Regions from separate parts of the Homo sapiens genome. Here all the other regions are linked to region 4. A link is a contact called in ENCODE Hi-C or POLR2A ChIA-PET data. All regions are on one chromosome and are shown on one strand. The core of a region is the stretch at or near the end of the contact, and the rest is flanking DNA. Distances in the headings are between cores, read along the strand shown.

Region 1 (2,700 bases), core at 189-2,688, 590 kb before region 4:
TCTGTATATCTTATTTGATGAAATGTCAGTTCAAATATTTTGTCCATCTAAAAAATTGAATTGTTTGATTTTATCTACTGACTTTTAAGCATTCTTTCTATATTCTGGATACAAGTCTTTTTATCAAATATAGCCTTTACAGATATTTTCTTCCAGGCTGTAACTTAGCTTTTCAGAAAGTCTTTGGGAGCTATGGCTTAGTGAAACCCTTGTGCCAGGTTCTCCTCAGCGAATCCCCCTGATCACAGCCACCCCCATAGGTTCCATTTCAATATCTGTGGTGACCTTCTGCAAGCTAGGCTGAAGTCCCAAGCTCCAGACCCATGTCTCCAACTGCCCACCGTTCAATGCCCTTTGGATGTCCCATGCAAATCGGAGCTCACCATCCTCTCCCCAGACCCGCTGCTCCTCCAGGAGCCCTGTCTCCATGAACGGCCCTGCACCTACCGAGCTAGAGACCCAGGAGTTGGCCTTGTACCTCCTTCCTTCTCACTTCCACCTCCTGTCATTCAGAGCTGTCAGTTCTTCCTCCTGAACATCTCTGGACACTCACCTTCTCCACCACGCACCGCACCACCATTGTTCTCAACCGCACCACCCACCCAGACACCTTTCCTCAGACGGGTGGCCAGAGAAAAACTTCTCAAATAGAAGTCGGGACATGGCACGCCACTGAGAACCTTCCAGCGGTCTCCTGTGCACGTAAACAAGGTCCAGACTCCTTCGTGGGACAAGTAAAGCTCTTGATGATCTGGTCCTTGAGTAATGTGGGGGCCACTTGTACAGAGCCCCTCACACTGTTCAAAGTCGGCAGCTGAAGAGCTGAGCAGTAGCTGTCTGTGGAGTTCAGCTGCCACTCCCTACACGCCTGCCCTCTGCAGGGGATGGAGTCCCGTTTCCCCACTTCCCCACCTGCGCCCAGCAGTGCAGGTGAAGGCCTGGCTGCGGAGAGTGGCTGGGAAACGCTGCGCTTTGGGGTCAGGAATGCCAGCTCCACTACTCACCGCCTGTGTCACCCTGGGAAAACAGCTCTGGCCCCAGGTTCTCCATAAGTAAAACGGGGGCAGTCATCCCTCCCCTCCTCAACGACATATGTCAGAATCAGAAGCCACAAATCATTCTCTGCCACCCAGCACGCTGCCTTGGTCTCCTAGACCACTTTCCCCAACAATGGGAAAGGCGCCAGGCCCAGAACAAGGCCGAGACCGGATGAGGCCAGCGAAGCGCCCAGGGACAAACCTTCGGGCAGCGCCCACTCTCGAGTTCAGGCAAGTGCAGGGTCCCTCCGAGAGAGAGCGTCTCCAGAGAACGCGGCTGGCGCCTGGCTGAACCCGTAGCCTGAAGACCCGCCGGAGCCGCCCGCCCCACGATGGGCCCGCCCCTCCGGGATTGGCGCCCTGCTAGTGGCCATTGCCTGTGACGTCACAGGATCGCGCCCGCTTTTCTCTCGGGTGATCCGGCCGAGTGGCCCTGGGTTAGCAGCTGCTGCATTTCCCCGGCTGGCTGCGGTCACTGGTGGCAGTGCTCAGGCGCCCGCCGCCCTTGACCTTCGGCCCCGCGAGCTCTAACCCTACAGCGCAGGAAGATCGGCCGCCGCGGCCAGGTAGGACGAGCCTGGCTGGGTCTAGGCCAGAAGGGTGTCCGTGGCGCCGGTCTCCCGCGGAGCGCAGAACTAGTACCGGATCCCCAGCCGCTTCTGACCACACAGACGGGGCGGACCTGTGTGAGCACTCACTAACTGTCGGGGCTGGAGCTGGGCATATGGGGAAACTGGGGGACCGGCACGGGTTCCAGGCGAGTGGACGGTGGGATGGAATCCGACGTGCACACCCATGTCTCAGGCTTTGTTTGATGGAGGCTACTGTTTCCACCTCATGTCGCCGCCCCTTTGCTTATGGACTCTTGCAGAGTTGGATTGAGCTCGGGCTGTGTGATATAGTGGTTGTTGCAGAAGCCCCAGGGCCACTTTCTGACTAGTACCTTGGGCACCTGACATCATCCCTTTGAGTCTCAGTGTCCTCTTCTTTAAAGTGAGGGCGCTCTACCTGAGGAGATTGCTGTAAGGTTGGAATGAACCTGCATGTGTGTGTCATGTGGGAAGGGAACAGTCAGTGGGGCCTGGGGTTCTCTTGGAGAGCTGGTAACCAGCCTCGTCCCTGAGGCAACAGCCAGAGGGCGCCTGTAGTTTCCCCACGCATGTCTGTTAGCAGTTACGGCCTCTGGAGGATCTCCTGTGGGAGGTCCCTACTTCTCACTACAATCTTTAGAGACTTTGGAGGATTTCCTATGGAAGGTCCCCACTTCTCACCACAACATTCTGGGTTAAAATGGCCTTGGTAGGGGGATGGGGGCTGAAGCTGGATTTTTTTGCTTGCATTACAAGCTTCTGAACCAAGGACTTCATGTCACCTGGACTTGGATTCACATCCCAGCTCCTTCCTCTCCTAGCTCTAGGACTGTGTAACCTTGGGCAAATCTCTTAACCTCTTTAAGCCTTAATTGTTTCATCTGTAAAATGAGGCTAACAGTACCTACCTTCCACAATTGTCGAGAATTAAATCAGACATTGTAGGTAGAGCACTTAATAGTTGGCATTCAGCGGCAGCAGTTACTGTTATGTTAGCATGTGGAGTGTCTGAGTGTGTGCACATTGGCTCGAACAGCCTTTTGACAGTGGCACAGTTGGTGCTTGTGTAAGAC
Region 2 (2,700 bases), core at 95-2,594, 650 kb after region 4:
GGGGCGGGCACTACTGGCATCTGGGTGGGCACTCCAAGGCTTGGCATAGCTATGATCCAGAAAAACCAGGTCCAGCTCCCGTTCATGCACTGAAAGCTGGAAGAGCAGCGAGGTGCCCATGCGTCGAGCTGAAGTCTGGAAGTCCCTCTCCCCACCCCGGTGGGCCATGTCAGTGGAGGGGCAGAAAGTCAGAGCATGGGTATCTGCATGCTAGTCACCTGCAGTGAAAAGTTTCAGTTTAGGTCAATTCCAATATCCTAAATTTCTCCCAATCTACACCATCTAACATGCTTACTTTTGTAACCTACTATCATTCCTATTGAGTATCCATTTCACGGCAGACCTCTGGTGGGGACGGTTCGTGGAATCCCACACCAACACCAAAAAAAAAGAAAAAAAAAACTATGGTGCCACGAGTTGTCCCATACTCAACCTCTAGCGAACTGAAATTACCTAACGGGAGAGCTCACCGACCCCAAGGTTCAGAAAGACCTCGCGTGGACAGACAGTAAACTTGCTTGGCCAGCACCACTTCCTAGGTGGGCAGGAAGGGTTTTGACAAACAGGAAATCACAAATATGAATTCGTTGAAAGCTAAGGATCTCTGTTGCTTCACACCATCCTCTAACGACAATGCGAAGGGAGCCGGGGCCGCAGCTAGAGCGTGGGCACCCCTAAAGGGCAGGGCAACGCCGGCCTCAAAAAAGCGAATCCCAGCTAGGGCTCCACTTCTTCAAGCCTCTCGTATTGTGCGAAACAAAAGTTCTGTTAAGTACTTCGTAATATTCCAGAGTTGTTTACATAAAAATGAAAACTGCCCCCCCAACAAAGCCTGTGACAAAATGATCCCCGTGGAAGCCCTTTCACCCTCACCCCCAGTGAGGCGTCCCTAGCAAACCGCCCAGGACCCCGGCTGCCCCGCAGGCGTTCCCGCCACTGAGCCTCCACACGGCCCATCTAGGAGACAGGGCTATGACTCGCATTTTACAGACGAAGTCGCCAGCTCGGGGAACTGAAGCGATTTGGCCAAGGTCATCCAGAGTTCGCGACGAGGAGGAGCCGCCTGGCCCCCGCCTCCCGCCTCCCGCTCCCTGGGGCAGGGCTCGGCGTCCGCGTCACGGAGGCCCAGACGCGGCCCCTGCCAGCCCGCCCCCGGCCCGACCCGCCCCGCCCGACCAGCACCGGCAGCCGGCCCTAGCCCGGGCCCCCGCATGCCCCGGGAGCCCTGAAGCCCTCGCCGAGACCCCCGGCCGTCCCAACCACGGCCGCGATCCCCACGGCCCGCCACTCCCCTCGAAGCCAACGCTGCTCTCACCCGCGGTCTTACGGCCGCGCGCTCGGCCACGGCCGGATCCCTAAGCGCGTGCGCGTTAACGCCTCCACGCCCCGGCGCTGCGGGCACCGAGTAAAACGCGGAAGCGGGTTACGGCCTGGGAAGGGAGAGGCGGTGAGCGGCAAAGCCCGGAACGGATGAAGCTCCGGCGCCTCTGTCCGGAAGAGGAGAGCCAAGAACACGCGAGCATGTCCGAAGCAGAAAGTCAACAACTAGGCTGGAGTTTCCCCCTCGCGCATATTCAGTAGGGAAAGCGAGGGCGGAGGACTAGGCTGGCTTCTACGGCCCCAGTTCTCGCCACCCCCACCGTGTTGGTCCTTTGTGCCCTCTGGGCGGTCGAGCACCCAACGGTCCACCTCCACCAGGGCAGCCACCTGAATTTACTCATTAAGAATTTACCTAATGTGGCTCACGCCTGTAATCCCAGCGCTTTGGGAGGCCTAGGCGGGAGGACCTCTTGAGCTCAGGAGTTTGAGATGAGCCTGGCCAATATGATGAGACCCCCGTATCTACAAAAAATTTTAGAAATTAGGTGTGTGTGATAGTGGTGTATGCCTGTAGTCCCAGCTACCCGGGAGGCTGAGGTGGGAGGATCACTTGAGTCTGGGAGGTCCAGGCTGCAATGAGCCATGGTTGCACCACTGCACTCCAGCCTGGACGACGGAGTGAGACTACGTCTCAAAAAAAAAAAAAAAGAATTTTGTTACTGACCCTAGATTGTTTTGTGTGGTTAACTTTCCTATGTGTTTTGTGTAGAGAGAGTAGATCCTCAAAATCAGGGACATTAACCTTTGTATCCTCCAGAGAACATACACCCAGAACATAGGTAATTGTTCAAATGTTGACTGATCAATAATTGGTTATTTGGTTGACTGACTGACAACATGACATCAAGAGACATGAGACAAGACAGCAAGAGACATGGTTCAAGATGATAAATCTCACCCGGGATCTGTGGCTCATGCCTATAATCCCAGTACTTTGGGAGGCCAAGGTGGGAAGATTGCTTGAGCCCAAGAGTTCAAGACTAGCCTGCACAAAACAGTGAGACTTCGTTTCTATTTAAAAAAAGAAATGGCCGGGTGCGGTGGCTCACGCCTGTAATCCCAGCACTTTGGGAGGCTGAGGAGGGTGGATCACGAGTTCAGGAGTACAAAACCAGCCTGGCCAACATAGCGAAATCCTGTCTCTACTAAAAATACAAAAATTAGCCAGGTGTGGTGGCGCATGCCTGTAATCCCGGCTACTCGGGAGGCTGAGGTGGGAGAATCTCTCAAACTCAGGAGGCAGAGGTTGCGGTGAGCCAAAATCGCGCCATTGCACTCCAGCCTGGGCGACACAGCAAGACTCTGTCTCAAAAAAAAAAA
Region 3 (2,700 bases), core at 4-2,503, 540 kb after region 4:
GGGCCAAAGGGTAAGGGCCAGGGTTTCAGGTTCACCAAACTGCAGCCCTGGTCCCTTCGTTTAGTGTGAGGAGGGGCACCAGTATGATGAGTGGTTAGTAATGGGTGCAAAGCGGGTGGGGGGATGCCTGGGTATGAGGGCTCCTCTTCCTGGGTCTAGCTCTGGCTCCAACACCTACCAGCTGTGCTACTTGAGCTAATCTCTCAGACCTCAGTTTTACGCTATAAAATGAGGACAATGATGGTGTCAAGTGCATAGAGCTATTATGAGTATTAAAATTCATCAACAAAGATTTTTGTGTAGCTTCTATGTGCTAGGAACAGGGTTCCCATCCTAGCTAGCCACCTGCTGAGACTGAAACCCTGAGCCTCCATTTCTTCCTCTTTGGCCTGCACAGGTCCAGGTTGCTGCTATGGCTGGCTGGGCACCTCCTCCTGCCTCCATTCGCCCTAGGCCTCATTCCCACCTCCCACAGCCTGAACTCATGCCCCTTCTTTGGACTACTCAGCTTGTAGCTGCCACACTCTGTCTGCATTATGTGTGTGGACATTGACTATTACTGGCAGGCCTGGCCACAGAGCCTAGGCCAAGGATTTACTAGTTTGGTCCTTGTCTAGCTCACACTAACCACCTCTCCTTTTTTTTTTTTTTTTTTTTTTTTTTTTTTTTTTTGAGGCAGGGTCTCCGTCTATTGCCCAGGATCCAGGATAGAGTGCAGTGGTGTGATCAAAACACACTGCAGCCTCGACCTTCTGGGCTCAAGTGATCCTCCCGCCTCCGCCTCCCAAAGCAGGGATTCCAGGCGTGAGCCGCCGCTCCCGGCCTCACCTGGCCTTCTTTGTTGGGCTAGGTGGGGACTGGGAAATGCACAGGGCCACTTTCAAATCAAAGTCAGAAGCACTTTGCTCGCTCCACAGAGTCCTCAGTGCTCTGCTGAAAGCAAGGAGGCTTTTTCCAAGGCTCTAGTTTTGCCTCCAGGGAAACTGAGGCACAAGGCAGCAATGATTACTGAGGGTCCTGCCTCCGCTCCTCTAGGTGAGGAGCCTATTCCAGGGGCTCCAGTCTGAAAGCCTAGAGGCGAGGGGCGCGCACTACAATTCCCAGAGGTCCCCGGACTCAAGGGCGGTCCCCGCCCCCCGCCTTCTCCGCGCGACGAAGCCGGGCTTACCAATGGGAGCCCGGAGTGGGGCGAGCAGGGGCGGGACGGGGCGGGACTGCGGGGAGGTGGCCGGCGGGCCGCGCCGCGAGCCAGTATCTCAGAGAGCGCGGGGTCCGGACAGCCGCGCGCTGAGGGTCTCGGGGCGGGCGCCGCGGGACCTCTCCGGGCCATGGGTAAGCGGCTCTGCGGCGCGGCCCGGACAGGGGCTCGGCGGCCCTGCAGGGAGGTTCAAGGTGCCGGCGCCGGGTCCCCTCCAGCCCTCGTGGCAGTCGGTGCGCTGTGTGGGGCGGAGAGGGGCCCGGGGTGGGTTTCGGGGCGCGGGCCAAGGGGAGCGAGCCCGGCCCGCGGCTTCAGCGCTCCCCGGCCGGCGCGGAAGGGGTGAGGCTGGGCGTCCGCGCGAGCTTCGAGAAAAGGAAAGACAAAAAGTTTTGGCGGCCAGGGGCTTCCCGGGCGTTTATCTCGAAACTCTTTTCGCCGTCTCTTGCCTGAAATATGCCGAGCCCGGTACGGCTCTGTCGTCCCACTTCCTGCTGCGGTTTCCACCTCGAGCTGGGCTCAGCTAATTTGTTGTGACAGCTGTCGGCAGCCGCCCCTCCGCCCCGTGACATCCCGCAGGTTTCAGAACCGCGGCGCCGCCGGGCACAGACTCCGGGTCCAGAGCGCGCGGCCCTTTCCTCTGCGGCCGCCGTTTCCTGAAAGGGGCTGCGCGGGTGTGAAGAACTTGCTCAATGCGCTTTGTAGGATCCACTGTTCCTCTTTCGGCCGCGGGCTGCGCCGATGGTCCGGGGAGCCCGGCTTCTCGCCCCCTGCCCCTTCCTTCTCTTCCCTTTTCTCTTTTCCTCTCCTGTCTCTCCGCCCACCCGCCGCAGCCCCACAGGAGAGGGGTCGCTTCCCTGGTTGCTCTCCTCTCCTGTCCCTTGTGTGTCCCCTTGTCTTCCCTCGGTCTGCAGAAGGGACGGGGTGGCGGCTGGGGAGCGTCAGGGGAAGAGGGCAAGAGCGTGGGCTACGAGCTTGCAGGCGATGCCCGGCTTCGCGCTCGGCGGGAGCTGCGGGCCAACCCGGGCCCGCGCTCCGTCCCTCCGCGGTGTCTAGGGGTCGCCCGGGCTGGGGTCGCGTCACCCTCCGCCCAGCGCCGGCGTGGTGGGGCTTGCGCGGTGCAGGACCCCCGAGGGCCCAGGGGGTCCCAAGGCGCTGCGGGTCCAGTGTCCCTTTGTTTGCAGAGTCTTGGGCCAGTAAGGAGTGCTCCGCGGGCCCCAGGGGAGGACAACAGGTGCCTCTTGCCCCACCCGGGCTCCTCTGGTGGGAGCCCACACGCACGGTGGCGTCACTGCGCCTACAGGCAACGCTAGAGCACAGGAGGGGTGGGAGGTCGGGGCTCGAGGGCTTCACCCCGCAGCAGAGCTCAGAGCCCAATCCAGGCCTTAGGGACCCGCCTGGGGCCTAGAACTTGGTGTGGCAGAGGTAGAAAGGGCCTCCGATAATCTGCTTCTACAGTTGAGAGACGTCAACTGGCACCTCTGAGCCTCTGCCCCGTAGGTGAA
Region 4 (2,700 bases), core at 5-2,504:
ACAGCATGAGTAATTCAAAAATATTAACACTTTGATAACTTTATTTGGATTATGTAAAATTTATAAACATAGAAAGAGCTCAGAACTTTAGAAAAATGTGTCTTTCTATTCAAGAACACAGACCATCTTCCCACTTCAAAGTTTCCCTCTAAGGTCCCTCAGTGAAAACCAAATTGACATAGGTGTCCATTGATATCAAATAAATATTGGATTTTTATCCAAAGAATTTTTAGTCAGGAAGTTGATATATTATGGAAATGATTTCTCTCATTATGCACCTTTCCATAATGTATGTAACATTATGCTTTAAAACGTGTACATTAAAAATAAAACGCTGTACATGCTGAATTTTATTAGTGAAATCACTTTAAAATGATTTATAAAGAAGCAGCATGGTGAGTGATTGGAAACCAGCTGAAGTTTTGTTTTTGTTTTGCTGCTTGTGAAAATGACCTGGGTGCTCGCCCCTGCCAAGGTTTCCACATCCCAGGTGCGGCTGAGCCTGCCAGGAAAGAAAGTCCAGCCCCTTTGGTGACAGGACTCGCCCCCCTCACCTCTGCACCCCTTTCCGCCACCCCATTCACCCCCACACCTCACCCCCACCTCCAGTCCTCTATCCCATTGAACCCTCACCCCATCTCCCCACCCCACACCCCCTACCCCCCAAGCCTTCATTCCGTCCACCTCAGCCCATTCACACCCCCACCCCATGCACCCCCTACTCCCCACTCCCATCCCCCAACTCACTCCACACCCCGCCACCCCATATACCGCCACTCCCCAGGCCCCGCTCCACTCACTCCCACCCCAGCCAGGCACCCCCTAGCCCCCGTCCATACCCCGAGCCCCGGACCATCCGCCCCGCAGCCCTCAGCCTGGAAAGGGGTACTTCTCCACATCCACAGGCCTCCTCCCGCAGCCCCGGCTCCCGGCCCCCATTACCTTTCCTTCCTGTCTCTCTTATTGATGTCATAACGCGTGAGCAGAACGAACTTCAGTTCCTCCAGATCACGATAGAAGACAGCTCTGTGGATCCCCTTCAGATGATACGGTTTAATGGGGTATTGGGGAAATAAGAAGCCATCCGAGCACAAGCGGTCCCTGAGGGTGGGCCACCTCTTCGGCTCCTTGTCATCCATAATGGTCGGCTGCAAATTGTAGCCTGCAGCCGTATTTCAGCTCGCCTTCGGGGATCGCCGCCTCCGAAGAGCAACAACAGGCAAAGCAGTCTGTCCACGGACCTTCGCACAGACTCTCAGCGCCTCCCGCCTCTCAGCAGAAACGCCCAACAGAAGGGTTAGAACCAGCGAGCACGCGCACCTTAGCCGGCCCTGCCCAACAGGCCCGAGGCAGAGAAACCGCCCTAGCAGCTCTCGCGCGCCCAGTGCAGGCGGCGGTTGCTGCGGAGGTGCCGCGGGAGGGCGGGGCTCCCTGGAGCGCGAGGCGCGCCCTGCCCCAGGGCCTGTTTAACTGTCGCCCGCGCGCTCTTCTCTTCCACAGGCTCCCGACGCTCGGAGCCCCCCGCGCTGGGCCCTCTGCAGCCCAGGGATGGGGTTGAGTGGTGCTTCTCCGCCTAGTGCCACCGCTGGGCCCACAGCCCGACATCGCCACTGCGTCGCCCCCGGGGTCCGCGCTGATGGGTGCGAGGCGGGAGGACGGGATCTGGGGTTGCCACAGCTGCAGCCAGCGCACCACTTGCAGGCGGCACTGCAGCTCGGGCTCCGGCGGGGGCTGGCGGGGCTCCCGTGGGATGGCCTCCTGAGCCCTGAGTGCGCCGCCATCCGGCCGGAGGGTGCGCGCCTCCTGCACCCCCGGCCGAAGCCCATGCCCGGCGCTCCTGCCGCAGACTGCCTGACTTGCCGCGGCCAGGCTGGCCCCGGGGTCCGCGCGGCTGGAGGCGCAGGCCTGGTCGGGGATTCCCAATCCTCGGGGACCCCTGCTCCATGTGCTGGTGGCGGCTGCAGCTGCAGCGCCCGTGGGCTGACGTGGCTTCCCGGAGCTGCGGCCGGCCAGCGCCCAAGGGCCCACAGGCTGCGCTGCCCTTGCCAGCTGCTTCTGACCCGCGCCCGGAGCGCAGGACCTGGCGCTTGGCACTCTGCAGCCACCGGGATGAGGCTGAGCGCCGGTTTTCGGCCTCGTGGCGCCGCTGGGGCCACAGCCTGACTTCACCACCCCGTCGCCCAAGTCCTATGATGGGCAGGTGTGAGGAGGGGCAATCGGGGTTCCCAAGGCTGCTGCCTGCATGCCACTCCGTGAGGAAGTTGAAATACATGGTCTCTAAGATTCCTTCCAGCTCTTCACCTCATGAGACATATAAATCAAGTAACATTCGTTATTGTGATTAGAAAAGCTGCATTTACACACGTTAGCCACTAGATGGGGACGTGCGATTGTTACAATGCTGAAGGTTTCCCGTATTTCTTTATTTTTTATTTGGCCGCTAGAGGGCACGCCTGCACTGCACTTAAAGTTGACTACTTTCAAGGAAAGACAAAGGAATTCTTGGATTTCTCCATTTTCCTCATCACCTGTGCTTATCAGAGAATTCCAGGGGCAAGCTACCCTTTCCAATTCATCACTAACTTATAAACAAAATTCTAAGGAGTAAGGAATGCTTCTTACTTACTTCCTATAACATACGTAAGAATGAACGCTCAAAATAAAAGTAATTTATTTAAAACTTGTGTTGAGTAATTATAA

Evidence for each region. Hi-C counts contacts between places; a loop is a spot of excess contacts on that map. ChIA-PET counts read pairs that join two places held with the same protein, here RNA polymerase II (POLR2A). Pooled maps may share reads with other maps.
Region 1: a loop to region 4 is called in a pooled map, with 11 times the contacts of the local background. The contact joins the promoter of FAHD2A here to the promoter of ANKRD36C in region 4. A Hi-C loop is called at or near these places in 1 of 37 single-sample maps with no recorded cell type and 8 of 50 pooled maps.
Region 2: a loop to region 4 is called in a map with no recorded cell type, with 13 times the contacts of the local background. The contact joins the promoter of KANSL3 here to the promoter of ANKRD36C in region 4. A Hi-C loop is called at or near these places in 2 of 37 single-sample maps with no recorded cell type and 8 of 50 pooled maps.
Region 3: a pooled map shows a loop between it and region 4 (5-fold over the local background). The contact joins the promoter of ARID5A here to the promoter of ANKRD36C in region 4. A Hi-C loop is called at or near these places in 7 of 50 pooled maps. POLR2A ChIA-PET finds 5 or more read pairs at or near these places in 3 of 52 experiments (activated CD4-positive, alpha-beta T cell and activated T-cell).

What each region holds. Positions count from the first base shown.
Region 1 is chr2:95,401,270-95,403,969 of GRCh38, forward strand. It overlaps FAHD2A (fumarylacetoacetate hydrolase domain containing 2A), which reads left to right and starts at 1,439. Exons shown (of 8, transcript NM_016044.3): 1 at 1,439-1,603. RefSeq lists enhancers at 209-1,148, 1,078-1,157, 1,149-2,087, 2,228-2,347.
Region 2 is chr2:96,636,968-96,639,667 of GRCh38, forward strand. KANSL3 (KAT8 regulatory NSL complex subunit 3) reads right to left here and starts at 1,345. Exons shown (of 21, transcript NM_001115016.3): 1 at 1,316-1,345; 2 at 1-218. The coding sequence starts at 168. RefSeq lists a silencer at 1,065-1,274.
Region 3 is chr2:96,535,499-96,538,198 of GRCh38, forward strand. ARID5A (AT-rich interaction domain 5A) reads left to right here and starts at 1,254. Exons shown (of 7, transcript NM_212481.3): 1 at 1,254-1,332. The coding sequence starts at 1,329. RefSeq lists silencers at 1,173-1,532, 2,213-2,422 and an enhancer at 2,693-2,700.
Region 4 is chr2:95,990,570-95,993,269 of GRCh38, forward strand. It overlaps ANKRD36C (ankyrin repeat domain 36C), which reads right to left and starts at 1,255. Exons shown (of 88, transcript NM_001393982.1): 1 at 943-1,255. The coding sequence starts at 1,139. RefSeq lists silencers at 1,392-1,441, 1,472-1,531, 1,892-2,071.